3 separate regions of the Mus musculus genome follow, and regions 2 and 3 are each linked to region 1. A link is a loop called in an ENCODE intact Hi-C map of the cell type or tissue named here. Cell type or tissue: heart. All regions are shown on one strand.

What was found. A loop is a pair of places that touch in the nucleus more often than their neighbours do. Peaks named below come from ENCODE experiments on the same cell type or tissue, not always from the same donor. Only the 100,000 strongest peaks of a DNase experiment are listed, where the experiment ranks them.
Region 2: it touches region 1 in a loop (6-fold over the local background); 8 of 42 quality-filtered maps call a loop at or near these places.
Region 3: a loop joins it to region 1, with 5 times the contacts of the local background. A loop is called at or near these places in 16 of 42 quality-filtered maps.

Annotation. Positions count from the first base shown.
Region 1 is chr4:41,281,931-41,289,930 of GRCm38, forward strand. Gm42273 (a long non-coding RNA gene) reads right to left here and starts at 3,211. Exons shown (of 2, transcript XR_881194.1): 1 at 2,719-3,211; 2 at 1-247. In heart, a CTCF peak has its summit at 4,692 (motif pointing left); no DNase peak of the experiment used is centred here.
Region 2 is chr4:41,384,120-41,392,119 of GRCm38, forward strand. Ubap1 (ubiquitin-associated protein 1) reads left to right here. Exons shown (of 7, transcript NM_023305.3): 5 at 3,056-3,238; 6 at 3,977-4,078; 7 at 4,562-5,647. The coding sequence ends at 4,702. Kif24 (kinesin family member 24) reads right to left here. Exons shown (of 13, transcript NM_024241.2): 13 at 6,629-8,000. The coding sequence ends at 7,993. Among named protein-coding and RNA genes, the nearest start is that of Ubap1, 39 kb to the left of the region's middle. In heart, no CTCF peak of the experiment used is centred here; DNase peaks (open chromatin) are centred at 3,812, 4,722 and 6,192; H3K27ac peaks cover 519 bases.
Region 3 is chr4:41,222,372-41,230,371 of GRCm38, forward strand. It overlaps Ubap2 (ubiquitin-associated protein 2), which reads right to left. Exons shown (of 29, transcript NM_026872.1): 5 at 7,324-7,477; 6 at 4,828-4,905; 7 at 3,909-3,963; 8 at 985-1,088. Among named protein-coding and RNA genes, the nearest start is that of Gm24837, 15 kb to the left of the region's middle. In heart, CTCF peaks have their summits at 3,235 and 4,190 (motif pointing left); no DNase peak of the experiment used is centred here.

The DNA.
Region 1 (8,000 bases):
AACTTGCTAGACAGAACATGCTGGCCTGCAGGTCTCTATCCTTCTGCTCAGCTTCTACTGAGCGTCAGTGTCTCAGTTTAAGTATGACTTTGTAGGTAGGTCATTAGGCAGGCCTTGAATTTGCTGCTATCTTCTTGCTTCTGCACAGAGTGCTGGGGTCACAGGGATGCACTGTATACCCAGACCTTCATGGTTGAATCCTCTAATAGTTAAATCTTCACCTTGTGGCCAGGCGGTGGTAGCAGTACTGCAGACAAACAAAAAAAAAAAAACAACAACAAAAATGAACGAACAAAATCACTTTGTTACCAACTTAGAACCAAATATTACCTTTACAGCTGTGTCTTCTCCTGGGAATATTTATATATGAGGGAACCGAAGCACTGAGGAGTTGGGTAGCTTGCCCAAAGTCTCACTCACAGATCTCTAGGACATCCTACCAATATCTAGACACTGATGGATAACTGAAGTGAGCTTGATTTAAAAAAAAAAAAAAAAAAGTTACAGGATTTGTCCCAGTACCTCGGGGCCATTTTTCAAGGAAGAAAGACTAGATTGCTACTGGGCCAGAGGGGACAGCATAGAGGAGCAGAGAGCCAATGGAAATGGAACACGTCTGCAGGAACTCACAGGAAGATACTCAATGGAGATAAATAAGCCCAGCCTTCCTGGCCTTCTCATTCCTCCCCATCACCTGGCCTTGCCTCCACTCCCAAGGCTGCTGTCCCAGGCTTGTCCCCACCTCCACCTGCCGAATTTCAACTTCTGCTCTTTACCACCCTAATTTGGCCTTAGAGTGTGTAACACAGTAAACTTCTGGGAAAGTAAGATACAGTAAAACTTCAGAAACATGCAGGGTAGGGAGCCAAGCCTTCCTGGACCAACACAGACTGTGACAACCTGTAATTGCAGACAGACTGTGACAACCTGTAATTGCAGCACTGGGGAAACTGAGGCAAAAGTATTGCTGGGTTACAGACTCGGGATTAGTTACAGACCAGCAGCTCCCTAGCTAGAGGACAGAGTTTGCTAGAAGATAGAGATTGATAGACAATAGAAAGAGATAGATAGGGCTGGAGAGATGGCTCAGTGGTTAAGAGCACTGACTACTCTTCCAAAGGTCCTGAGTTCAAATTCCAGCAACCATATGGTGGCTCACAACCATCTGTAATGAGATCTGATGCCCTCTTCTGGGGGTGTCTGAAGACAGCTACAGTGTACTTACATAAAATAAATAAATAAATCTTAAAAAAAAAAAAGAAAGAAAGAAAGAGATAGATAATAAGTAGATGATATAGGTTGATAGATAGATTCGATATAGAGATTGATAGATATTTAAACAACAGCTTAGACCCTGCCTTCAAGAAACCTAAATCAAAGCCTGGTGTGGTGGCACACGCCTTTAATCCCAGCACTTGGGAGGATTTCTGAGTTCGAGGCCAGCCTGGTCTACAGAGTGAGTTCCAGGACAGCCAGGGCTACACAGAGAAACCCTGTCTTTAAAAAAAACAAAAACAAAAAAAAACAAACAAAAAAAAAAAAAACAAAAAAAAGGAGGGAGAAGGAGGGAGGGAGAGAGGGGGAGAAAGAGAGAGAGAGAAGGAGGGAGGGAGGGATATCCAAATCTACAGTAGGCAAGCCTGACCCTCTGTGGCTGTTCAAGTCCCACCTCAAACCTTGGTGGAGGAAACAGGAAACCTTTTCTTCAAGAGACAATTCAAGGGAATTCAAACTAAAAACAGCACTGGAGGAGGTAGGGCTGGAGAGATGGCTCAGCAGTTAAGAGCATATATACTGCTGTTCAATTCCCAGGACCCATGTAACTCCAACTACAGGGGGTCCCACATCTCTGGCCTCTGGAGGAACCCACACATTCAAATGCACAGTACAAAGACATACATATACATGGTTAAAAATAATGAAAATAAGGATTTGAAATGGAGCTGGGTAGAGAACTTTCCTACCATGCATAAGGCCTTGGGTTTGAATCTCCAATAAAAAGGAAAGGAAAAATTAACTCTAGCCTGCTATCGTGCTAAAGGCCTAAGGCAGAAAGCTGTTTGAGCTCAGGAGTTCAAAACAGGAGGGAGAGAGATTAAGAATCAAAATGGGGGCTAAGCAGTGGTGGTGCACTCCTTTATTCCCAACACTAGGGAGGCAGAGGCAGGAGCATCTCTGTCAGTTCCAGGCCAGCTTAGTCAACAGAGCTGTTACACAGAGAAACTCTGTCTCAAAACAAACAAGCAAGCAAAACAGATCTCTTTGGCTATATCTTGACCCAGAGCCCCTCTGCTTCTGCTTCGTGAGATTACTTAAGTGGCAATGAGACTCTGGGAAGCAGGTTAAACCAGTTTCTACAGGCCTGGACCTGCCCTGCCAGAGAAGAGCCCTACTGAATGCTCCTTTCAACTTTAGTCCCAGCCAGCTACAGAGGTCCAGGAGACACAAAAAGGAACACACACACTAGCACAAATCTCAAAAAACAAATGGAGCCCAATTGGATCTTTTAGTGCTGTAGTCCCCGGGGGCAAAACTGTGGTTGCCTTTTTGCCCTGTTCTGCGGAGCTCACAGTGGTAGCTGAGTCCTCTATTCCTCCATTCCTAGGGCCTCATTCCTATGGGACAGCTTCGTTCCTCAGAGTTACTGAGACAATGGGTTTTCAGTTTCTTCCTCCAGGTTGCTCTGAGTTCCCTGAGTCCTATAGAAAAGCCACTTACGTCCCTTTCGTGGCTGGCCTCTCTCTCGCCTTACTGTGGTTATACAGTGTAGACTCCAACCGGAAGGAATTATGAGGCTCCAGGTCAGCATTTGGCTAATGGCCTGGTGGGAGCCTCGAGGGCCTGAAGCTGTGTGTTGAAGTTATCTCTAATCAGTGCCTCTCTTCCTCGTTGCTCGTGGTTATTCTGGCTGAGTTCAGATGAAAGAGATCGACCATCTCCCCAGGACTGTAAATCCAGTATAAAATCGCAGTAAATGACTCTGGTCCTTCAAAGCCTGAAGAACGCCTTACTCCTTTACTTGATCAAAGAAGGTCAAATTCGTCCAGAGAGAGTTAGTTAATGAACTGCTTATTTAGAATTGACCAGCTGCCTAGAGCCAGGCATGGTTGACCTGGGAGACTGAGACAGGAGATTGACAACTTCAAAGCCCATTTATAGTGCAAACTTATTTTAAAAAGCTGAATTAAAGCCAGGCAGAGTGTGCATATACCTTTAATCCTAGCACTTGGGGAAGCAGAGGAAGGAGGATCTCTGAGAATTAGAGGCCAGGCTGGTCTACACAGTGAGTCAGGCCAGACAGGATTACACAGTGAGACCCCCACCCCCAAAGAGAGGGGGAGGGGCTCAGAAGGCGTCCACTGCTGAGCCTGACCACCCGAGTTAGTTCCCTGGGACCTACACAATGGAAGGAAAAAACTGACTCCCACCGCTTGCCCTGTGACCTAAACACGTGCAGAGACACCCTTCCCCCCACCCCCAATAAATAAGTACAGTTAATTAAGTAAATTGAAAACTTATCATCCTTTACAAACAAACAAAACTACCAAGAACCCAAATCAAACAAACAGAATACAGGAACATCACCCAAACTCCAACGACTAGGAGATGCCACTAATGTAACTTCTGTAAAATTTCATTCACGGAAGTGGGTAACAGCCCATTTCTTACATAGAAATATACATATGGCTTTATTTTCTTATTGTCATTATTATTTTACAGTGCTGGGCATTAGGGAAGTACTCTAGCTCTGAGCTACATCCCTAGTACCCACCTGGCATGTTGTGGTGTGTGTGTGTGTGTGTGTGTGTGTGATATGTGTAGGCTCATGCATGACGTGGTCCACATGCAGAGAGCACAAGACGACTCTGTGGTTGTCTCCTTCCACCTTTACATGAGCTCTGGGTGTTTTTTATGCTGGCCTGTTTTGTTGTTGTTGTTTTAAGACAGATAGCACAGATTGGTTTCAAAGTCTTGGTTATCCTTCTGTGATAGTTTGTATATGCTTGGCCCAAGGAGTGGCCCTGTTGGAGTAGGTGTGGCCTTGTTGGAGTAGGTGTATCACTGTGGGTGTGGGCTTTTAGACCCTCATCCTAGCTGCCTGGAAGCCAGTATTGTGCTAGCAGCCTTCAGATGAAGATGTAGAACCCTCAGCTTTGCCTGTGCCATGCCTGCCTGGATGCTGCCAATGTACCCATTTTGATGATAAAGGACTGAACCTCTGAACCTGTAAGCCAGTCCCAGTTAAATGGTGTCCTTATAAGAGTTGCCTTGGTCATGGTGTCTGTTCACAGCAGTAAAATCCTAAGACACCTTCCATTTCAGGCTCCTACGTTCTGGGATTATAAGCATATCTCATCTTACCAGGCTTCCCAGACAGCTTTAAATACCCATTTTTGTGAAGTTGTGTGCATATACATGCTTTTATACACCAATCTATACAGAAATCATAGGGAAGGTTAGTTTAGGGGTTACAGCTCTGAGAACTTCAGTAATAACTGAAGTACTATAGCTCTGCTTGCCTCGTCCCTCCTCAGTCCTAACAATGGGGTTTGGAAGGTTGGGGAGGTGGTTCAGGTGCACCTTGAAACAAAGTTTTATAATGGATCTGTGGGGGCACGATTTCTTTAGCATTCTTCCTAAGTGTTGAGTCAAGAGTGATGCGTTTAGAATTTGGCTAAGTTCTGGCTCCCCCTACTGGGAATGTGATGGATTCTCTGGTCACACAAGGCTAAACAGACTATCTAGCTTCTCAAAGAGACCCTTGAAGTACAGTAAACTCCCCTTTCTTTTTCCTTTCCTTCTCCTTCCTCCACATTCTGTGATATAGAATTAGGGTCTTGCTAATGATTAGTTTGAACTTGGCTATTTTGTCTATGTTGACCTAACAAATGGCAATCTTCCTGTCTCTTCCAAATAATTAATAATACTGGGATTACTGGCATTTGCCAGTGCACCCAACTGAAGGTTGGCAAATGTGTCTGTGTTGCCCAGATACCAACTATGGACAAATCTAGAGATGATATTTTAGGTTTCTGCTATGTGTATAAATATGTATGACTGTATTTTTTTGTGTTTGTTTGTTTGTTTGTTTTTGAGACAGGCCTTGGGTTCTCTTTGTAGACCAGGCTGGCTTGGAATTCAAAGAAATCTTCCTGCCTCTTCCTCCCAAGTTCTGATGATTAATGGCATGTGCTATCATGCCTGGCTGAGAGAAGAGGGAATAGGAGAAAGACAGAGACAGAGACAGAAAGAGGGAGCCAAAGATGACATTGAACTTTTTTTTTTTTTTTTTTAATTCCCACATAGGATCTCTCTGTGTAGCCCTGGCTGTCCTGGAACTCACTTTGTAGACCAGGCTGGTTATCCTTCTGTGATAGTTTGTATATGCTTGGCCCAAGGAGTGGCCCTGTTGGAGTAGGTGTGGCCTTGTTGGAGTAGGTGTATCACTGTGGGTGTCTTAAAAGATTAAAAGATTAAAAAACTTAAAAGATTCCGCAGCCCCTGCCTCCAGAGTTGACCTTGAACCTCTGATTCTCCTGCCTATGTGCACTAGGCTACAAACTGGTGTCAGCCACTTACCTGGTATGAGGTACTAAGAATTGAACTCAACTCAGTCCTCCTTCCTCAGTCTCTCTAATGCTAGAATTACCATAGTCCTGGCTTATTTGTGGGGAGGGGTTCTTTGTTTTCTGTTGTTTGTGCTGGGGATTAAATTCAGGACCTTGTACATGCCAGACAAAAGTGTTTTACAATTGGGCTATATCTCTAGCCCTTGTTTTGTTTTTTGTTTTTTTTTTTGTTTTTTTTGTTTGTATGATTCTGAGACAAAGTATTGCTATATGGCTTAGCACTCACCATGTAGATCAAGCTAGTTTCAAAACTTCTGGGAGCCTGTCTCCTCAGTGCTGGGATTGCAGGTATATGCCACCATACAAAGCTACTTTTTTTTTTTTTTTGAGGTTATTTCCTGTTGCCCAATGAACTGTGTAGCTACCCAAAGGTAAATACTCGTCCTGCCTCAGCCTCCCAATGTTGGGATTACAGGTGTGCACCACCATATCTAGTTGCTGGTCTGTTTTGTGATGACACTGACCCACAAGTACTGTGGTCATTTCCTTATTTACAGACATGGACTGTGTAGTGTTGTTGTCTGGCTAATACTAGACACCTGTCCTTAGATCCATCTGCACCAGCACGCCTGCCTAGAGTACCTGCTAATCCCCAGAAATCAAAGGAAAATTCTCTATATTTTGCTTTTTCTACTCACTCACTAATTCACTCACTCACACACACACTCATATACACATACATACACACAATACTTACATACTCACACACACACTAATACACACATTCAAACACACTCACACATGCTTACACACACACACACACACACACACACACACACATTCACACAACAGTATCCCTCCGTCCCCCGCCACACACACCCCATCAGTGCAGGGCCTCATTTTGAGTCCACAGCCCTAAGCAGCTGTACAGCTAGAACCAGCCCCTTCTCTCTCATTCATACTCAGTGTTGGCAGATGGCACCTAGGAGCAGGGGTCCTTTCTCAGGGATCTGTGTTAGTACCTTAAAATACACTCTAGCTGGGTGCTGGTGTTGGTGCACACCCTTAGTCACAGCACTTGGGAGGCAGAGGCAGGTGGATCTCTGAGTTTGAGGCTAACTTGAAGACCAAATTCCAGGACAGCCAGGGCTACACAGAGAAACTCTGTCCTGAAAAACCAACCCCCCCCCAAAACAAACAAACAAACATGCACTCTACATGATGATCACTTTTACTGTAGCAGACTAGAGGGCAGAAAAATTATGAGGATGTTACTCAGGGAACACACTGAGGACCCAAACCTGCACCATACCTCACACCAAGGCGATCAGCTTTGCTATTGGCAAATGTCCGAACCTCAAAATACTGGAGATAAATCATTTATGTGTGACGCCTTTTGTTTTGTTGTACTAGATGGGGTCTTGCTCTGTAGCCCGGGCTAGCCTCCAATGCAGTCTACTTCTGACTCCTGAGTGCTGAGATTAAAGGAGTGTGCTCTTGTGTCCAGTCTTCTTGGTATCTTTGTGTGGGGGTGTAGACAAGCTCTCATGTAGCTAGGCTGACTTTCAACTATGCAGCTGAGACTTCCATTGAACGCCTGATCCTTCTGCTCCCATCTCTCAAGCAAGCACTACTGGCAACACCATGACTTGTTTATTCATTTATTAATTTCATTTTTTCCCTCCAGGTTTTCGTGTGTGTGTGTGTGTGTGTGTGTGTGTGTGTGTGTGTGTGTGTGTGTAATTTGCCTATAGGTAGCTGGTCCCATTGTTTTAGGGCCTGTGGCAAAACTGAACTTCATAGCTGGGACTGTGTGTTGAAGAAACCCAGCTGGGGAGAGGAGATTTGAGAGTACAAGAAAGAAAAAGGAGAGGGTCCTCTATCTTCAAGTACAGAGCCCAGTGCTCTAATTTCCCTCCATTTTCTGTCACCTCCTAGAAGACTCAACCGAGTACTATCAGCAGGGGACCAAGTCTCTACCAAGTGAACCTGGGGGGCCACTTAGGATCTAAATCTTAGCACTAGATTCACTATTCCCAGTCCTCTGACTGGGGAGTTGTGAGGGAGGTCACAGAAGGCAGTAGTTGAGTTTTCTTCCTGACTGCAGCATAGGATGTTAATTACAGATCTATACACAGTTAATGATTGGTACAGAAAACACATGCTGAGCTCAGGTGATGAGTATTAGACTCTGAAATCCTTAACTCTGTCAGGTGTGGTAGTTCATGCCTGAGAGCCAGCTCTGAGGGGGCTGAGGTAGATTAGTTCAAGGCCAGCCTGTGCTCTGACCACGATGGATATGGCCTACCCCCCAACCCCCAAATCATAGAGGAACAGGAACATTAGTGAACATTGAAGAGCTAGTAATTCTCTTCAGCCAAGAACCCAGGGGATGACAGGAGGAGCCAGCAGCTCCTGAGGAATGAAGCA
Region 2 (8,000 bases), 100 kb after region 1:
TCTACAATATGGTTTCTAGGGTTCAAAAAGTGGTCAGGTTTTGTGGCAAGTACCTTAACCTGAGCCATCTCTGGGCCCTTCTTCTTTTTAAAAGATTGCTTTATTTTTATGAGTGTTTGCCTGCATGTATATATATGTGCACATGTATATATGCCTGGTGCCTGAGGAAGTCAGGAACTAGAGTTACAGTTGTGAGCTGCCATGTGGTGCTGTGAAGGAAACCTGACTCCTTGGCAAGAGCATAGGTACTCTTAACTGCAGTGCCATCTCCGGCCTCTCTAAAGAAACCCCAGTGATTCCAGCATTGCAGAGGCATTCTTAGGCTGCCTCTGTCCACCTCCACTTCCACCTATGGAAGCTTTTCAAGTCCTCTACTCTCAATCTCTGGAAAGTTTGAAATTTACTAGTGATATGTCTTACTTAGTTATTGTGTTGAGCACCCTGGGTCTTTACAAACTGGGGCTTAACCCAATACCCATTTTATGTTTGCCAATAACTACATTTTATCTTTTTATTGACAAGACTCCTAATAAGGTAGCACTGTCAGAATGCAGTAATGGTGTTGTATCTGGGTCTGAGGGGTGTACCAACCTCGCCCCCTCACATTAATCATAATCATGGATTATAACCTCGATAAATGACTTGAAACACCGTAGTACTAGTAATTTTGACAAGGAATCCTTTTTCATTTTTTGGAGTTAGTCTTGCTGTATAACCCAGGCTGTCCTTAACTTGAGGACCTTCCTTCTCCTTTTTTTTTTTTTAAAGATATATTTCATGTATGTGGATACACTGTCACTGTCTTCAGACACACCAGAAGAGGGCACTGGATGGACATTACAGATGGTTGTGAGGCACCATGTGGTTGCTGGGAATTGAACTCAGGACCTCTGGAAGAACAGTCAGTGTTCTTAACCACTGAGCCATCTCTCCAGCCCAACCTTCCTCCTTCTTAAGCCCTAGTGATAAGGGATCCTTTTAAACATTGTCCTTTTGGGATCTCCATAATTAGTGTGGTGCCTGTTTGATTAATAAAACATGTCGAAGAGTCATTTATCTCTATTAAGCAAAGTATTTTCAGTTGTAATATTTAAAAAGGAAAGGATACTTTGCTCAGTCCTAGTATTTAAAATCCTATGCATTGAGCTGAAGCGATGGCTCAGTGGTTAAAAGAACTTACAAAGGACCCAGATTTGGTTGCCAGCACCTATATTGTGGCTAATAACCACATGTAATTCCAGTTCTAAATTTCATGACCTCTTCTGAGCTCTACAGTCATCAGGCATGCGTGTGGTGTATACATATATATAGATATGGGCTAACATATACATAAAAAAAAAAAACCCAAAACAACCATGAAAATCCTTTGGGTGTGAGCACACTGGAAACAGAGGGAGGCAGATCTCTGCTTTTTGAAGCCAGATTAGTCTACTTAATAGAATGAGAATTCTAGGCCTACATAGTGAGACAAAAACTACCTAACTGACTTTATTATAATACCTTATTGGCTATTACATTATCTCTAATATTTATTACAAATGATGTGAAAATGACTATATATAGAGATAAGCTTAAATGTTTTTGTAGGTTTATGTATATGAATGTTTTGCCTACATACATACTTTATATATAGCACATGCATGCTTAGTACCTGGGGAGTTCAGCAGTGTCAGATTCCCTGGATCTGGAGTTATGGATAGTTTTAAGCTAGCATGTGGATGCTGGCAACCAAACCCAGGTTTTCTCTGCAACAAATAAATGCTCTTAACTGCTGAGCTCTCTCTCTAGCCTAAAGGTTTGCATTTTAATATTCACAAAGATACAACTAGATCAAAGAATTTTATCAGGCCTTCCTTCAGCCACACTTACTTGAAGGACAAAATACTCCCAAAGCACAGCTGTTAGGGGACTGCACTTTCTAAAAGTGTGTGTAATTTAGAAACATATACCCACATTCTAGCAGGTGTTCATGGGGCTTTTTAAAGGGAGAAGTACACATGGTGGAAGAATAGTCCTGGCATTTTGGCTGGGCTCATGTGAGAGCTGCCTTTACTTTTTTAGGAAGCTGTGTCTTGAGTCCACACAGAGTCTGCTCCTGAGAAGGGCCATATAATCTTGAGTCTGCAAAGTGGCTAGACTGCTTTAGCTTCTGATCTTCCATGGCTGCTGTAGCCTACTGAAGCCCCTAGGAATGGACTGCTTAGAGTATGTTACAGGTGACACAGTTCAGTGGAAGCTGTCAGCCTACATGCCTGTGATCCTCCTGGCTCTCTTCAGTTTGAGAACATGCGGTTATAGCAGAACTTGCTTTAGGACAGAGGACTGACTACTTACTGCCTTGCTTAAAAAGGAAACAAGGAAAATTATAAAATGTTTTCTTTGGTTCTTGGAAGCCTGCAATTTTGTTCCTGTGGCCTGGGAGTGAGCTGAGCTGCCTTTGTGCCTTAGGCTTCATTATCAGAGGTGAACCAATCAGGTGATACTAGGGAGGTCCGGTGGCAGGGAGCAGCATGCTTGTAGCCATGCAGTAGACTGCCTAGGAGTCTAGCCTAGTATGGCTAATACTCCTTCCTTCCATCTTCACTGCAAAGGACAGCAGCTTTAGCAGGGAATGAAGCCAAGTTATGTGGTATGAGGCAAAGGTAAGTGCCCTCAAAATCCTGAGGCCCTGAGCTAGCCATGACCAGTGAGAGGCAAGAGTGAGACTAGGATAGTCAGTTACAGAGTAGCAATGTCTGCAGTGACTGAGTCTTAACCAAAATAGAGTTAGGGGCTAATGAAAGGACACAGAGAAATCTGCACAGCCCTCAAACATTCATTCTGTAGGTAGGTTCAGACTCAGAACTGATTTTCAAGTTACAGGGATCAGGGCATGGAATAGCATGTGCTGTCTGAACATGCAGGAACTGCGGGTGAGGGCTCCAAGGGTTGCTGGTGTTTCCTAGCTTTTCTTTTTGGCTGGTACTCAGTACCTCTCTTCTTTCCAACCCACAATGCCTGGACAGCAACCTGGGCCTCAACTCATCTTACCGTGATCTTGTTTTTCTATTGTCAGGTAACCCCTCTAAATTTCTCAGTGTCACAAGTGCCCAACATGCCTAGCTGTCCCCAGGCCTATTTGGAACTGCAGGCACTGTCTCCGAGTGAGCGGCAATGTGTAGAGACAGTAGTCAACATGGGCTACTCATATGATTGTGTCCTGAGAGCCATGAGAAAGAAAGGAGAGAATATTGAGCAGGTGAGGTGCTGGTCTGTAAGGTGTGGGTGGGGGAGCATGGTGACCTCAAGTTAGAGTTGTGATCTTGAGGTCCTCAAGTGCCTGCAACTCCAGCCTCCTCCCGTGTGGGTATGTGGAGCCTTGGGCTATCATCAGGGACCAGAAGTTGAACAGTAGTCCTTGAGAGTCTGAGAAAGCCTGGGGGGTGGGAGGGCTGGATCTGTTGTCATTATCCACCCCTTTGTACCTCTAGAGAGTACAAAACTGAGCATATGGTTAGATCTACACTTCTTTTTGAGATAGGGTCTTGTGTAGGCCAGGCTGCTCCGAACTGAGGTAGCTGAGGCTGGCATTGGACTCAGTCCTGACCGCTAGCATTACAGATATATCCCACTACTCGGCTTACCTCTAGAAACTTTTGTCATGGCTGTGCAGGACGCTGTGAATAGCATACTATAGTCCTCTGCCTTGGGGACATTTTCTGACATGCACTGTATTTTTCTAGAAGACTATTATCCTACTCTGGCTGAGCTGATCTTCTGGGTTGAGTCAGCTGTGACAGTACCTCCTTTGGGATGTGGCTGCTCATTTCTAGAAGGGCGTGCCGGTTTGTTTACCAAGTCATTATTGAGGTTATGCTGTGCTAGGCAGTCTGGGCCTGATAACTGGGGAGGGACAGGGAGGCAGCTTCACACAGATGGTCTAAAGCTCTCGACTCAGGAGTAACAGGAGGAGCTCAAGCCTTGTTTCTTTCCTTAGATTCTCGACTATCTCTTTGCACACGGACAGCTTTGTGAGAAGGGTTTTGACCCTCTTTTAGTGGAAGAGGCTCTGGAAATGCACCAGTGTTCAGAAGAAAAGGTAAGAACCTTTATGCATTCACAGGAGCAGAGTTGACTGCTGTACTCCCTGGCCCCTGCACTGCCTTTTCTTACTAGTCACTGTAGGCAGAAGCAGTCAAAGACAGACTCCAGTGTCCAGACAAGGAGTCTTGCATTTAGTATAGATAAAACATGGAGTTGAATCCCAGTGATAGGAAGGGGAAGTAGAGTTGCGCTAAAAGCCAGGCTTTTGGAAGACAGTGACTGTTGATAGTCTTTTTGCCTTCCCTTCTATCTAGAAAGCATACTTTAGGGGTTAAATACTTTGTCTTGGTGGGAATATTCATGTGGGCAGGAGCTCGTCCAGAGGTCAGCAAGTGAATTGTTACTTTCGAGGGAACCTTAAAGACCCATGGGACTGCTTGAAGGAGGCAGAATCTTCACCTGCAGTATACACCTACATTCAGCTGCTCTGCGTGGCTCAACTCTTTCTGAAAAAAATTTGTTCTCCTTTATCCCATAGATGATGGAGTTTCTTCAGTTAATGAGCAAATTTAAGGAAATGGGCTTTGAACTGAAAGACATTAAGGAAGTTTTGCTATTACACAACAATGACCAGGACAATGCTCTGGAAGACCTCATGGCCCGGGCTGGAGCCAGCTGAGACCTGGCCCTGCTACGGCCCTGCCACAGCACCACCATTCCCCAAGGAGGCTCTGCACAGCTCACTTGTGGGGAAGACGGGACATGCTTCCAGATTTTCTTTGGGGGTTAGAAGGTCGGATGTGGAGTTGACACTTGTTAGTCTCTGTGAGCCCAGGCCTGAGCTGGGGGAAAGTAGGAAGATTTGGGCATATATGCTCTCTATTGGTTCCTTCCATATTAAACATACCTGTGTTTTGAGAAGTGTCCTTCCCACTTTGGGCTTTCAGAAGGAATACTTGGTTCTTTCTGGGGTCTCTAATGTTCTCAGCCAAAACCTGGCCTGGCTACCAAGAAGAGTGGGAAGACAGGAGGAGCAGACTGCTGCTGTTTTGGGGCTAGATCCTTTCCTCTCCTCTCTGCTGCACCACTGTCAGACTGGGCTCTAACCCAAGTGGAATGCAACTGAGAGGGTCTTCCTGGGCCCGCCTTCCCCGACAGCCCTAGTGTTACACTGGTTCTGGAGTGTCTCTGCGGTACAAAGATGCACTTTTCTTCATGGGGCAAAGTCTGCCTCTTCTGCCAGGCAGTTCCCATTTGCCCCTGTCCAGACTGTTTCTTTTGGCTTAGACCATAATCCTCTGCTGCCCGGGGCATTGGAGCCCCTGTGCTAGGAAGCTGTCAGTTTTGAGTATCATTGGCCCTTTCCAGCACATGGGTGAGAAAACAGGCCACGACTTGTCACTCAGCACTAACCCCCAGTTCTTGAACAGCCTCCTCCAGCCCTGCTTTAGGATGACACAATGAATAACACCTAGGCATAGAAACCAGTCTCTTTGGTTTGTTTGTATTATGTTCTACAATATTAAAGATCTAAATACAAAGGATATAATACAGTCTTGAATCTAAAGTAATTTGCTAACTATTTTGATTCTTCAGAGAACTACTAATAAAAATCTAAAAGGTATGCCATGCTGCCTTAACCTCTTTATTTTGAAAAATGGTTTGACTCAGGACAGTGGGTAGATTACGGGTAGCACAGTCATTTCTGGCCTGGAACAGAGCCTAGTTGTCCCTTTCATATCAGTATCCTTTTCCCACTGAGGGCCTATGGGACTCAGAGGCTGGCCATCCTGTCTCATCTTTTTTTTTTTGTTTTTTTGGTTTTTTTTTGTTTTATAAATACAGACTCTCTAAACCTGGTCTAGTGCAGCCTGTGGAACAAGGGTATATGCTTTCTTGCTAAAGTGGAGAAGGGGTATACAGGTTTTGAGGTATCCTTTAAAATATGACAAGTCAAGTCCCTTTGCTTGTGACTACTACCAGTCACAGGCAAGGTTAAAGTGCTTCCCCGGCTCTCAGTGGTGCTCCTATAGCTGACAGTTCATCCTTAAAATTTCTAGTACTTATCTTTAGTAGAATCCCACATCCTTTTGGTGTTCTTGGTTGGGAATGGCCTCTGATTTTTAGTGGTTATGTGAGAGGCCTTAAGCTAGGAACAGGCTGCCATCTGGTGGTCAGTTCAAGCACTGCCCGTGGCTGCCAGACAAGCCTTTCAGCTCTTTTATAGAGCCAGACCTCACTATAGTCCAGGTTTAGACCATAATCCTCTGCTGCCCGGCTAATTCCTTTGAATTTAGTCCTCAGCATCCCAGATGCTGGGGTTACACATGAACAGTGTCACACCTGGCTTATCTTGGCTTTTTAAATATAACATCCTAAAACCATAGAGTTCTTAAATGTATGTGGTAATGGCTTCAGGGCCCAGGCTGTGACACATGAATCTCAGGTTAACTCAGGAAGACCTATGAAACTAACGGACTCTTGGAGGCTGTTTCCCTTGGGGTTCTCTCTGTTTAAAAGGTGATACAAGAGATGGGAAGATGGTTCAGTTAGTGTATGTGGTACAAGCATAAGAACTGCGTAGAAAGCCTGGAGTAGCTGGTTGTAATGGTGTATGCTACATCTTTAATCTTGGCATTTGTGAGGCAGGACTACTTTGTGAGCTGGTCTACATAGAGAACTCCAGGACTGCATAGAGAGGCACTGTCTCAAAAGAAAGCCTGGAGCGGTGGTCTGAGAAGGGAAGGGAGAGACAAGAATTTTGGACTTGTTGGCTAATCAGTCTGGGTAGATCAACAGGGAGACACTTGCTTCAAAAATAAGGTAGAGAATGATTTGAGGGTACCTGGTAACATCTGTCCTGCACACACAGCAATACAGCAAGAACTCATTTGAAGAGATGTGTGTTTGTTGCTGTGTCAGAAGATTCAGACTGCTGACTGTAGACTCAGTCCCAAGACACCCGTAGCAAAGGCCCTTGAGTGTTGCTGGCCTAGTACCTTGGACCACTCAAGCCTTGGCAATAGACTTGCCTGAGATCTCCCAGCCTGTTTAATCATTCAGAGGCACTGGGAATGAGGAGTCATAGACAGGAGCTAGGACCTGCCACAAGAACTATGAGGGCTGGCAGACACTGACATGGGCCTGCTGTTTTAGCAAAAAAGAAAAATTAATGAGAAAACCGTGCTGCTGTTGGCACCCTCAAAGCTGGATTGCAGGGAAGGAAACTAAAAGCATACCCTGGACCTCAGGTGCTCTTAAGAAAGATATCAAGAGTTGTTCGCCAGGTGTGGTGGCTCACGCCTTTAATCCCAGCACTTGGGAGGCAGAGGCAGGTGGATTTCTGAGTTCCAGGCCAGCCTGGTCCACAAAGTGAGTTCCAGGCCAGCCAGGGATATACAGAGAAACCCTGTCTCGAAAAACCAAAACCAAACCAAAACAAAAACAACCAAACCAAAACAAAAAAAGAGTTGTTCATTTTATAATTTCCAAAACTAAATTTCCACTCCCTGCTGGGAAGGAGTTCACCTGACTGCCTGGCTGGTACCAGTGTCTTTGAAGACAGAAAGGCACTGTCAGCAATAAGGCTGTTGGCTCAACTTGTGCTCCCTAACCTCTGACCTCCGATGTCCAAGTTAACATTAAACATCCTAGTCTTATCCTCAAATTTAGGACATCTACAAAGTTAATAGACCAAGTCCCTACAGATGCAGGTTGGCAAAGTGACTACTACTCTGAGCCCCAAATAAAAGGGGACATGAAGGCTTTCAGCCTAGTACTTTGTTACAGGTGGCCCTGTAGTTGGGAGTTGAGATGAGGTCTGTCCCTGAGTAGTGGGTCATCCAAGGCCATGTATGGCTAGGTTGACCCTAGGGGCAGGACAGGGAGGGGTCGTTTTTAGGAAGGCCCTGGCAGAGCCTCTTCCAGCCCCAGAGAGCACAGCAGTGTCCATCCAGAGTGAGACATGCTCTAAGACA
Region 3 (8,000 bases), 60 kb before region 1:
TTTCCCATTGAGAGGCTTTGAAGGTAACAATAAACTAAAAGGAGTTGGGAGTATTCTCCATCCAGCATGCTTATATAACAAGAGCATAAGAGGCTGGAGAGATGGCTCAGCAGTAAAGAGCACTGACTGCAATTACAAGGGTCCTGAGTTCAAATCCCAGCAACCACATGGTGGCTCACTACCATCTGTAATGAGATCTGATGCCCTCTTCTGGTGTGTCTAAATACAGCTACAGTGTACTTACATATAATAAATAAATCTTTGGGAGAGAGGGAGCGGTGCTGGAGCGAACGGGGCCAGAGTGAGCAGGGGTCCTGAGTTCAATTCCCAGCACCCACAGGATGACTTTACAACCATCTGTATGGCTACAGTGTACTCATATACATAAAATAAATAAATATATATATTAAAAAAAGAAGAACACAAAACATTTCTTTAGATAAGGTCTCATGCCACAGTCCAGATTGGCTGTGAACTCAGCAGCTACTAACAGACCCCCCAGTGCTGGGAATTACAGGCATGACCCACCATACTCAGATAAGAACAATTTTAAAACAAGCTCTAGGGACTCAAGAGATGGCTTGGCAGTTATGGATGCTTGCTATTCTTCCAGAGGCCCTCCACTCAGTTGCCAGCATCTATGTCAGGTGGATTATAATACCTACAACCATTGCTCTAGGAATTTGGCACCCTATTCTCATCTTTATAAGCACCCAAACTCCCATGCATTACCCCACAGAGACACAGACAGACAGATAAGACAGACACACACTGTGCCCATACTCCACCCCTAATCAATCCTAGAAGAGTCTCTGAAGATGGCTGTGATGAGTCTTGAAATCCCAGACTTCTAGAATATTAGACAAGAGGATCACTGAAAATTCAAGGCCAGCTTAAGGTACAATGAGACTATTTCTCAAAAACAGACACAGAACAAAACAAAGACTTCTAACAAAAACAAAACAAGACCAAAAAACCACTTACCCGGTCCCTCATCTGTACCATTCTGAGCAGCTTCCCAAACTGCCAACTTTGTCCCACAGCCATCTGTAGACATGGACTCTGAATAGTCTGCAGGATTGAATGTCCTGGGGGGGTTGAAGTAAAGAAACAAGCAACTAAAGCAAGCATCAAAATCACAAAATAAACCGTATAAAATATACCAAACAGCATTGGGGAGGCAGATCTCTGAAAGTCAAGGCCAGTCTGATCCATATAGCAAGCATCATGACAGCCAAAGCTACATAGACAGACTCTAAAAACAAGAAAATAGAAAAAAGAAAATATTCAAAACCAAATCAGCTCAAGTCCCTTCAAAGGGGTGCTATAAAAAGTCCTCCCTCCTTATATTGGATAATGGCTAACTCTTTAAGCCACTGTGATGTAGGTATTTTTTATACACTTTTTGCGCCTATAATAAAGATCTCTGTTTGGGTTATTCTGTTTTGTTTTGTTTTCAGACACAGTATTTTCAATGTAGCCCTGGCAGTATTCAAACTGAATATGTAAACCAGGAGTGGCCTTAAACGTACAGAGATCTGCCCCCCAGCCCCCAAATGCTGGGTTTAAAGGCTTGTGACACCCCAACCAACCCCATACAAAACTGTTTTATTTAGTTACTCACATGTACTACAGCACACTTTCCTTCTACCCTTAAAAGTCCTAGGGACAGAACTTTAAAGCGTTGGTAACAAGGACCTTTATTAACCTTTAGGTCCAGTGATTTGAATGTTTTCATTTTTGTTTTTTAAACAGGGTATCACAATGTAGCACTGACAAGCCTCTAACTCACATAAATATGCCTGCCTCTACCTCCTAAGTACTAAGATTAAAGACATGAGTGAGCCTTATCATTCTTGAAGATGGGGTCTGTATCATGTATCCCTGGTTATCTGTGAACGCTGTAACTAAAGATGACCTTGAACTTCTGATACTGTAATAGATTCCCAGACCTTAACACAGGCCTTGGGTACCTCAGCACATAGGCAGCACCACCTGTCAAAAGAAGAACAAAGAAGACCTTCTCCATCTTGCTTTGGGGAAAGTCCCTAAATATAGTGACCTTGCTCTTTGGCTCCTATAGTTCCACTTCTGGCTAACTGAAGTGTGTCAACCCAGGAATGTAGGTTTTGTGATTAAAAGCCCGTTCTGAGAAATGCTCAGGGCTACAACTCAGTCTCAAACACCTGGAGTAGTTACTAATAAAAGTTTCTATTGGCTTGAGCTGTGTCCTAGTGGTCTTCTCTAGTGGATACCTCAAGTTTACAAGTATTACAAGTTTATACCACCATTCCCAGTTTTATGGTATGCTGGGGACGGAATTTTCTTTGCCTGTTCTAGGGAGGCACTCTATCAACTACATCGCCAGCCAAGCGTACATATCTTCAACAGACGTTACTTTAGGATCATCTACCTACTTTTGTATAAATGGTCTTCAAGTTTCTACAATATAGTCTTTGGCATCCTGAAAAGTTATGAAGACCTGGAAGCCTTCCCAGTCTAGAAAGAACACCATTGAAAATGTCCAATGAAAGGACCAGAGAGAAGGTTCAAAGTGGTTAAGAGCACTTGCTGCTCTTGCAGGACTTGGGAGACAGGTTCCATCCCCAGTACCCACTCGAAAGCTCAAAATGGCCTGGAATTCAAAAGTTCCTAGGAAACCTCTTCTGGCTTCACAGGCCCCTTCATGCCCATGGCACACAAACATACATTCAAGCCCACACATAAAACTGCATATTTTAAAAAAGTCCCAATGAGAACAAATACATCAAGTGTAAACGTGTCTCCTTCTTGTGTCAGAATTGAAGCTTCGACTGTCCTGAAACTTGCTTGTAGACTAAGCTAGCCTTGAACTCAAAAATGTGCTGGTCTCTTGCCTTAGTGTTGGGATTAAGGAAGGGTCTGTCATAACACCAAAAGAACTTTAAAACTCTTTATATTTTCTGTGTTTTCCCTACATGTACATATATGTACCATGTGCATGCTGCCTGCCCAGAGTCCAGAAGAGAGCATCAGATTCCCTGGAACTGGGGTTACAAATGGCTGTAAGACATGATGAAAGGCCTGGGTGCTGGAACCAAACCTAAGACTTCTCCAATAGCAGCAAGTGCTATTAGCTGATGAACCATCTCTCCAGCACCCCCAACTGTGGATTTGAGTAGAATTATATTCTTCATATATGGATATAGCTAAAGAAATGTTTTGTTCACACTTCTTTGTATTATCACTAGAGGGGGCTGGTGAGATGGTTCAGAAATAAAAGAACTAGCTGTCAGGATTCACAGGCTACATCCATGTTACAATGCACGCATAAGAACATAAGTAAACAGAAATGCTATGAGTTTAAGGCTAGGGTTCCAAATTCAAGTTGTCTTGCCATGCACAAAAGAAACAGTAAGAGAAAGAAAAACTAGACATAACAGTAGCTAACTCTAACACCTACCTAGAATGCTCAGCATTCACTACCATCACTCAGGACAACACTATCATTCACATAAACACTTCATGTTAAATAGCTAGATTTAGCCGCATCTGTAAGTGGCTTTCAACCTGGCAGCCGAGGACATTATGCACATATGCCTACTCCCTTGGGAACATGTGGTGTCCGCAGACATGTTAGTAACTTCATGAGGAAGGAGAGGGGTGTCAGGTTAGAGAGAAGGATGATGTAGCATCACTGTGCAGCACATGCACACCAATGAAGTTATCCAAGCAAACTGCACGGAGCAGAGGCTTCAGTGCTGACGCAGCATTTACTGCAACAGCAACAACAACACTATTTTCACTATGGTTAGAAAGCCCTTCAGAAGTACAACCACCTCTAGCTGGGATAAAGTACAGGCAGGTCAAAGGCAGATAAAACAGAACAACTAGGAAGCACCTACAGCAGTGGGATGGCTGTGACTTACCCCATGCTTTGAGCGGAGAACCTTCCTGTCCCTCTGCCCCTGCCACGTCCAAATCCTTTAACAAAACACAATTATAGAATATAATTGTATTTGTACATGTATATATAATGATTAAATAAAGCAGAGTTTCAGGCCAATCTGGGGCTACAGGGTGACTTCTCAACCTGTAGTCAATCACAGACTACAGTATGAGCCTTTTTTTTTTTCCTTAAAAAAGAAGAAAAAAAAAAGCAGCTAAGCAGCTAACTCATTCTTAGGGGCATCTGATGCCCTCTTCTGGCCCCCACAGGCATTGCATACACATGGCACACAGATGTACATGCAAGCAAACCGTTCACAGATAAAACAATTTAAAATATAAATAATGCCTTGGCAATGGTGGCGCACGCCTTTAATACCAGAGGCAGAGGCAGGCAGATCTCTGAACTGGATGCTAGCCTGGTCTACAGAGCAAGTTCCAAGACACTCAGGGCTATGGAGAAACTATGTGTAGAAAACAAAATACCCCAAACCCCCAAATAAATAATAAGCTCTCCTTGCTTTGTTGGTAGTGTAACCATGTATATCATACCTCTGTCTCAGCTTCCTAAATGCTGGGATTACATCTGTACACCACTATAACTGATTATAAAAGTGGCTTAAACAAATCATCTGAAAATAACCAAAAGGATTCTTCAAAGTGACAGACATAATCCAGGATCTGAGGGATGGCTCAGGGATGGAGCCATTCTTACCAAGGACAGGCAACCTTCAGCACCAAAAATAACAAAACCAAAGCAAAATGTAAAAACAAAAGAACCGGGCATAATCTAAGGGGTTCCTTCTCAGCCATCTTAGAGAACACTCCTTCATACTGCATTTCCAATCATCCTTAATAGCCAGGGTGGCAGCAGCTGGCCTGGTCCTCCTCCCCCCTCACCTCTGCCTCGGGCCCGCTTGCCCCGCTCCGCAGGCTTGTCTCCTTGGCTGCAGTCAATCCCATTCTCTTCACCTTTGACTAAAGAAGAAAAAGCAAACATGTCAACTTTTCATTTTCAAACCTCTTACCAAACTTATGAGATACAAAACCAAGATCAAAATGCACAGAAAGAATCAAAAACCCAACACTCTTCTTTGCAATCCCACAAGTTCAAGGCCAGCCTGGTCTAAATTCAAACAAGGGCTACATATTGAGGGAGCACCTGTCTCAAAAGCCAAAAAGGAAAAAAAAAAAAAGGTTAAAAAGAAGTTAAAATGTAAACAACATTTAGAAATCATGATGAATAAAAAGTAGCACAAATCTAGAAGCACATGACCAAAGGCTTATCCAACACTAGGATGACAAAACCAAGAGAATCGTGAATTCAAGCTCAAGGCCAGATGAACCACATAATCAGACCTAGTATTTAGAAAAAGAAAAAGAGCTCTTAAGGTCTCACCTTTCTTATTCTCAGCTCTCTTTCTCTCTCTCCCTTCCACCCTCTCTCCACATGGCCATGGCTGGCCTCTCTCTTTCTCTTACTTTCTCTCTGCATTTCTACAATAAAGCTCAAGGAAGGAAGGAAGGAAGGAGGGTGGTGTGGAACAAAATCCTGAATGGCACCAGATGCAATCCCAGATAGAAGACTAAAATGAAAATCACATGGTGCTGAGCATGGTGGCACAGTCCTTTAATCCCAACACTCAGAACAGAGGCGAGAGCTCTGAGGCCAGCCTGGTCTGCAGAGCAAGCTCCAGGGCAGTCAGTCAGACCATGACTAAAACAGTATACAGCATGGGCATTTTACTTTCTGTCTACATGTACCCTCCTGTAAAATAAATTTTCTATAAATAAGTACTAAAACCCAACACTTACTACAAAACAATGCTATCTATAAACATCACAGAACAAAAGGTAAAGTGTAAGAGACAGGCTTTGTAGCATCCTACCAGAAAAGGCAAGGACAGACTTCTGTTTCTCATATTCATACTGGATCCAATAGATCCATACAAAAACTAGTCAATAGATATTGATATCATTACTCCACTTTTTAGTTGCTGCTTAGCTCACATGAGCTTGGCTTCATTTGCAGTACAAATTTAAATTTATCCTATCCCTTCCCATCATCCTCACCTGCTTCTGAACTTTATTTCTCCCCAGAACAAGTTCTAACAAACATTACTAAACTATTGAGACCAGGTGTGGTGGCCCACCCCTTAATCCCAGCACTTGGGTGCCGAGGGCTGGCAAAGCTCAGGAAGTTTAAGGGCAGCCAAGGCCACATAGTGAGATCCTGTCTCAAAAACAATAAAAACCAAGTATTTTATAAGTGCTAGAAGTGTGGTCAAATAAAAGCCCAAGCAAAGGCCCCTGAGTGAGTCCCCAGCACAAACTATACATTTCTATTACTTAAATACTCATTTCTCGATCTTGATGTTATTGTTCAATCGACCTTCATTTAAAAATAGAGCTGGTGAGGTGGCTCAGTGGGTAAGGGCTCCTGCCAAGCCTGAATTCACTCCCAGGACCCAAATGGTGAAGGGAAAAAGTCAACCCCAAAGTTTTTCTCAGACCCCCACATGTACACCATGACATGTGCACCCACACCCGTTATGAAAATAAAATATATATGTACTTTTAAAATTTAGAGTGAGGGACAGAAGTGGGTGCCTGTAATTTCACTGCTGGACAAAAAGGAATCTTAGCTAAAGCCGGCTCAAGGTATATATTGAAAGTATAACAGTTTCATAAGGGCTAGGGAGAGCTCTTTGAGAGAAGATTTTACGATATAGCTCAGGTTGGTTTGGAACTCACAATTTTTCTATTAAAAGCTCTCAAATTCTAGGATTATAGACATGAGCTCACTGTGAGCTGTTTGAAAATCTATGTGTTCATTACTACAGGTTGCCAAGTACTCCCTACACAGCAACAAGTTGTCTCCTGGGCTGTTCCAAGTAAATTGGTGTCAAAATATGGATCAAAGGAAACTGCTCAAACAATTCTGCCTTCTGAATCTGCCTCCTTTAATTTTTTTTTTTTTTTTTTGTGTGGTGGGAGGGGGAGGTGGGTGACAGGGTCTCACTATGTAACCCTGGGTGGCCTGGAACTCCATGTAAATCTGTATGGCCTCAAAACTCACAGGAACCCACATGCCTCTACCTGGGGCTGAAGACACACCTAGACATCTCTAATTAATTTAATCTATGTCTATAGCATGAATATCTGTAGGGGAAGAAAAAACAGCTTCATACAAACAGGCCTATACCCACCACACTCCCAGCTTGCTTGGTTTCTAGCCAGTCTGAAAGGACAAGAATGAACGACCTGCAGCTCAGGTCGGTACAGGATCTTACAGACTGCCCTGTGTGACCCAGTGTCAGTGGGAGTGATTGGTAGTCGGGCTGTTCTCCCAGTCTTCGGGTGTGTGAGAACGGCTAGGAGAAGAGCTACACTCACACTCTCGGACTCGGTTGCCGCCTCTTCCCTTGCGGTTGTTGGTTCCCCGTCCACGACTCGCTTCTCTCTCCGTCCTCTTCTCTCTGTTTTCTTTGTTTTCTGAACTTTCTCTTCCAAAATTCTTCTTCTTCCCTCCTACAGTCTCCCATGAAGTCTGTCAAAAAGTAGAGTCTATACCACTAAGTGGTCACACAGCTTTGAAAACTTACATTCTATTTCTTTCCCATTTGTGGGATGTAAAACTATGACAGAAAGTTAGGTAAAGTTGAGCAAGGGGAGACCTGGAGACTCAGTGGGCACACACCTGAGGCTGAGGTGAAACACTCTGGCTGCTGGCCACCCTCCAGTGTTTGCACAGTTACCCCCACTGCAGTTAGTATGCCAAGACTGTCATTGCTGTTGGTTAGTCATTAGAAACAAAGCTGCTGACACTGTCAGGTAAGACCCATGGCAAGGAAGCATGGAAGAAACTATGTCCCACAATGTCCTAGAAGGAGTCAGAAGTCCAAAAGAACTTTTCTCTGCTCCATTTCCTTCACGACCACTCACCCGCTAACAAGAGTACTCGTGATATGTTCAGCCCCTAACTTACTATCATACGCTCTCTGACAAAAACAAAGATCCAGCTCTGGCTCGCAGTTATGAGATTTCTATGTTCAAGACAGAGCTGGTGATGG